2 separate regions of the Homo sapiens genome follow, and region 1 is linked to region 2. A link is a contact called in ENCODE Hi-C data. All regions are on one chromosome and are shown on one strand. The core of a region is the stretch at or near the end of the contact, and the rest is flanking DNA. Distances in the headings are between cores, read along the strand shown.

Region 1 (2,700 bases), core at 133-2,632, 140 kb before region 2:
GCCTGCCCAGGCTCCCCAGCATTTCTCTTAGAGCCCTTCTCATCCATCCCCTCATCAATCAATCAACCATTTATTGAGCCCAGATGTGGTACAGCCCCAGCCGGAGATGACCCAGAGGTGGGGTGGGGAGGAGAGAGATGGGGAAGCTGAGTCCGGGGCCACAGGTGCAGCCAGGAGGTGCAGGTGAGCAGCGCTCAGACCAGCCTGTCAGCCTCAGTCCTGAGCTTACTTCTGGTGATGGAGGGAGATATACAGAAAAGATCCTGCAGCCTGCAGGTGTGGCACAGCTGATCTTGGGCCAAGGATGCACAGCTGTGTGTGTGCCTGGCCACCGGCAAGGGCACGTGGGCTCAGAAGCACAGGTGTGCCCACACCCTGCGTGCCTGTGTGTGGCGCAGCAGCTCCCGACGCGCGCAGGACACACACACAGCACAGACAGACCCTCCCATGGCCACACGGACAAAGATGGCTTCACTATAGACACCGGTGCAGACAGGATGTGCACTGCTTTCCAAGGCCTGTGCGCAACACAGACTCAGGGCCTGTGGGCATCAGCACCGCCCAGACCCAGGCACACGTGATCCTCAGCCAAGGTGGCCTGTCCAGTCCTGGTGCTGTTGGATGGAAAGGCTAACCTGGGAGGTCAGGGGCTGTGGTATATCAGCTGGGCTCCCTCGGACGCTCCTGCAGAAGTGGCCAGGACCTCAGGAACGCACCTGCTCCTGGTCAGACAGGAGGGGCTGCCGTGATGCAACTTGCCCGTGCCTTTGGGTGCTGTGAGCTGGCTGCGTGCCACGTCGTTTCGAGGACGCAAGAAGGTGTTTCCAAGTCCAGTCTGTCCACCGACCTGAACCTTTACCATTGAAAGAACAAAGGGGTGGGGCCCGAGGGACCCTTCCCTGCCGTCCCGTGGTGTGTAGTCAGGGATGCTCCTGCAGACACACAGGTGGGCTCTGACTGCCAGATCGCAGGGGCGGTGCCGTGGTCCTCACCTGCCATGTCACTAGCGTGCTGACGCAGACACCGGCGAGAGCTACAGTGCTCGGCCCGGCACATCCCAGACAATTCCTCTGTAAATGCTGCAGCAGCCAGAGGCCCCAGCACCTTGAGGTTAAGCAAAGAGAAGGAATAGAGTTCTCCAGAGCCCCAAGGAGCGGGAGGGTCTGTCCCAATGGATGGGCTCAGCCAATTTCACCCTCTCCTCCCCCTGCCAACACTGCGGCCTGCAGCCTGGACCTGGCCCGGGTTGTGGAGGGGACCGGGGATGCAGCTGCCACCTGCTGGGCGGACGTGGGCCTAGGTGGTCCTCAGCCCTCATGACAGGAGCCCCCGAAGCACTGTTGCGGCACCCTCTCTGACATTGGGTGGGAGACTCTGGGAGCCGAGTGCAGAGCCAGGGCCCAGCACGAAGGCCTTGGGCTCCAGTCCGTGTGCCCCACATCCCTACATGAGTGAGGGTGGAGGGATGGTGCCTCTGCCACGGCCACGGTGCCGCCGTCCACGTCAGCTCACTCTCAGCACAGGTGCTGTGTGACGGCCTCGGGCCACACCGCTTGTTCTGAGGCCCCTAGCAGGTCGGGCTTGTGCTGGCTGCACATTGGCTGGTGAGCTTGGCGGGTCTGTGGGCACGGAGAGACCAGAACGTGCGTAACAGGCCCGATGAGGGTGCCAGGCTGTGGCGACCCCCGAGCTTCAGAGGAGAGGGGCACCAGCCGGGGGCCCTGCACAGGCAGCCTCAGGTGCGAGGAGCTGGAGCCCAGGCCAGCTGGGGAGGGGTGGGGTGCCGTGGCTGGAAGTTGCTGTTCTCAGACCTGGTTCTGAGACCCTCTCCAACTGCATGGGGGGGTCCAGGCTGGACCCCAGATGTGACGGTGTATGTGCTGGGATGGGAGCCCCCTGAGAGCAGGGCTTTTGTTAATTCACCGGCAATCCCACATGTCTGGCACGAGATAGGTGCTCAGTCAGTGAAAACCACACACGGGGTCCTCCATTGTGTCCAGGGGAGGGTGGGCCCTGCTCACAGCCAGACTCCTAGCCCTGGGCAGCCCTGCTGCCTGCCTGCTCCTTCCACTCCTACCACCTGCCCAGGTGGGACTCTGCCTGCCTTCCTGTCCCCAGTGCTCTGTAGGAGTTTGACCACAGGTATCCTCTTCATCAGAGAGAGGAAAGCTCACGATCTGGGAGAACTCCAGGCCTGGCCCAGTGAAGACGTCCTTATCTTCAGCAGACATTGCCCAGTGCAAGGGGAGGTCAGTCTCAGGAGACAGTCTCCTGGACAGTGGCGTGGCATCTGTCCTAAGGCCTTGCCTGCAGCACAGGGTGCCACAGAGGTCCCCTGTGACAGAGCCTCATGGCTGGGGCAGGCGGGGGTCGCACCTGCTCCTGCATGAAGAGGCAGATAAAGACCCACAGCATGGTCTCTGGGGTCCCACATCCCAGGTAGAGAATGACCCAGGTCGCTGGCGTCTGTGCCATCTCTGCTCCACTGACCACTCATGGGGGTCCTGGAGATCCTGACACCGGTGGCCGGGGAGCAGCAGCCCAGGCACAGGCCCCAGTGCACATGCAGATCCCACCGTGTCTGCACAAGGCCTTGCCCCAACGAGGCCTGGGTGCCGTGTGAGGGCCGGGACGCTAACACAGCGGAGGGTACCCACGCGTGAGCTGCTCTGGGGTCCCTCCCCGTGTTTCTTCCTGTAA
Region 2 (2,700 bases), core at 102-2,601:
TAGTGTAAAGCCAGGCACGATGGCTCATTCCTGTAATCTCAGCACTTTGGGAGGCTGAAATGGATTGCCCCTGGAGGTCGAGGCTGCAGCTGAGCGATTCTCCCGCCTAAGCCCGGCAAGTTGCGGAGACTACAAGCGCGTGCCACCATGTCCAGCTAATTTTTTGTATTTTTGTAGAGAAAGGGTTCCACCATGTTGCCCAAACTAGTCTGGAATTCCTGAGCTCAAGTGATCCACCCACTTCCGCCTCCGCCTCCCAAAATGCTGGGATTAAAGGCGTGAGCCACCGGGCCTGGCCCAATTACTTTCTTCAGTCTGAGCATGAGTGCTGGAAGAAAAGCTCTCACTTGCATATAATTTTTTAGAGACAGAGTCTCCCTCTGTTACACAGGCTGGAGTGCAATGGCGCAATCTCAGCGCATTGTAACATCAACCTCCAGTGCTCGATCGCTTATATAATCTCAGCTCACTGTAATCTCAACCTCCCGGGCTCGATCGCATATATATACACACATATATTTGTTTGTTTAGACGGAGTCTTGGTCTGTTGCCCAGGCTGGAGTGCAGTGGCGCGATCTCCGCTCACTGCAACCTCCGCATCCCGGGTTCAAACAATTCTCTGCCTCAGCCTCCCGAGTAGCTGGGATTACAGGCACCTGCCACCACGCCCGACTAATTTTTGTGTTTTTAGTAGAGACGGGGTTTCAGTGAAACCATGCTGGCCAGGCTGGTCTTGAACTCCTGTCCTCGTGATCCACCCGCCTCGACCTCCCAAAGTGCTGGGATTACAGGTGTGGGCCACCTCGCCCAGCCGACTGCTTATATTTTTAAAAAGATGTTTTCTTCATTTCCTAGCCCCTTCTACCCCGCTACAAGTTTCAAAGACTTAATGCTATTACAAAGGACCGTCAGAGGTCAAGCTCAGGGGTGCAACTCCCTCATGCCGGGCAGCCTCAGGGGGCCGACCCTACCCAGGATGAGCGGCGCCAGGTAGCCGGGGACGCTCCCGGGGATCCCCGGGCCCTGGCTGGGGGAGGCGTTGTGGAGCGCACGTACCCAGGCTCAGATGAGGCGAGTGGGCGGCCGGGGCTGCAGCTGGCGCTGGCCATTGAGGAGCTTCTGCGCGACAGTGCGATCGGTTGCACCTTCTGCGACAGGTGCCGGCCGGTTGGCGCGCAGCGCCTGCTAGCGCAGAGTCTGGCCCTTGCTGCGCCCGGCGCCGAAGACCGGGAAGTCGTAAAGCTCCTCCTCGTGGCTTATGTGCGGCGGCGGCCGGGCAGAAGCCTAGCGACACAGAACTGCCAGCTCAGCAGCCGGTTACATCCCGCCCGGCCACCAGTAGGCAGCGTCCGCTCATGCGCGCTCCTGGAAGAACCAGCAGCCCCCACCGCGAGTTCTGATTGGCTCTGCGTGAGTGGTAGTCCCCTGTGACGTCACAAGGGTGCGCCTTCCGTGACGTCACAAGGGCGGGTCTTCGCCGACACCATAGAGGTGGGCCGTTGGCGACGTTAGAGGCGCGGGTGTTCGGCTACATCACTGGGGCGCCATGGTGCCTGGAGCTGGGCAGTTTTCTCATCAGAGTGGGGACTGGTAAGAGTGACCTCCCCGCCAGGTTCTGTGTGTTGCCGGCTGAAGAAGGGTAGCTGAAAAATTCAGACCCAGCACAGTGTTTATGTTGGTCAAAAATAGAAAACTATGTCTGGCGCGGCCGAGGCGGGAGGACCCTTCAGGCCAAGAGCAGCCTAGCAACATGGCGCAACCCCATCTCTGTAGTCCTACCTCAGCCCCCCAGCTACTTGAACCCAAAGGTTCAAGGCTCCAGTGAGCTATGATCCCACCACAGCATTCCAGCCTGCGAGATTGAGGTAAACCCTGTCTAAAAAAATTTAAAAAACTATCCAGGTGTGCAACAGGGAGGGACTGCTAAATAAAACATGAGGCTGGCTGGGCCCTACTGTAATCCCAGCACTTTGGGAGGCCGAGGCGGGAGGATGGATGGCTTGGGCTCAGGAGTTCGAGACCAGCCTGGGCAACATGACGAAACCCCGTCTCTACAAAAGATACAAAAATTAGCCGGGCGCGGTGGACACCTGGCCTAATTTTTGTATTTTTTTCTAGAGATGGGGTCGGGGGGTGCCTCGCTATGTTGCCCGGGCCAGTTTCGAACTCCTGAGTTGAAGCAATCTTCTCACCTTGGCCATCAGAGTTGTCGGGATTACAGGCGTGAGGGACAGCGACCCACCTGGGTTAGGCTACTTAATAACATAAAGTGCTCCGCCAGGCTCAGTGGCTGACACCTGTAATCCCAACACTTTGGGAGGCCGAGGCGGGTGGATCACCTGAGGTCAGGAGTTGGAGACCAGCCTGGCCATGGTGAAACCCAGTCTCTACAAAAAATACAAAAATTAGCTGGCCGTGGTGGCGCATGCCTGTAGTCCCAGCTACCTGGGAGGCTGATAAAGGAGAATTACTTGAACCCGGGAGGCAGAGGTTGCACTGGGCCAAGATCACACCACTGCACCCCAGCCTGGGCGACACAGCGAGACTCCAAAGTTTGACACCAGCCTGGGCAATGTAGTGACACCCTGTCTCTACAAAACAAACAAACAAAAACCCAGGCATAACTGTGTCCACCTGTGGCCCTAGCTAGTTAGGAGACTGAGGCAGGAGGATCACTTGAGGCCAGGAGCTCAAGGCTGC

Evidence for each region. Hi-C counts contacts between places; a loop is a spot of excess contacts on that map. Pooled maps may share reads with other maps.
Region 1: a loop to region 2 is called in a pooled map, with 3 times the contacts of the local background. The contact joins the promoter of LINC02593 here to the promoter of LINC01409 in region 2. A Hi-C loop is called at or near these places in 2 of 50 pooled maps.

The regions. Positions count from the first base shown.
Region 1 is chr1:918,374-921,073 of GRCh38, reverse strand. LINC02593 (long intergenic non-protein coding RNA 2593) reads left to right here and starts at 1,382. Exons shown (of 4, transcript NR_122045.1): 1 at 1,382-1,739; 2 at 2,159-2,249. LOC284600 (a long non-coding RNA gene) reads right to left here. Exons shown (of 5, transcript XR_007065342.1): 5 at 55-1,104. LOC107985728 (collagen alpha-1(III) chain-like) reads left to right here. Exons shown (of 5, transcript NR_168405.1): 5 at 1-831. RefSeq lists an enhancer at 1-884.
Region 2 is chr1:777,449-780,148 of GRCh38, reverse strand. It overlaps LINC01409 (long intergenic non-protein coding RNA 1409), which reads right to left and starts at 1,351. Exons shown (of 6, transcript NR_187359.1): 1 at 1,057-1,351. It overlaps LOC100288069 (a long non-coding RNA gene), which reads left to right and starts at 1,515. Exons shown (of 20, transcript NR_168328.1): 1 at 1,515-1,865. RefSeq lists an enhancer at 1,229-1,798.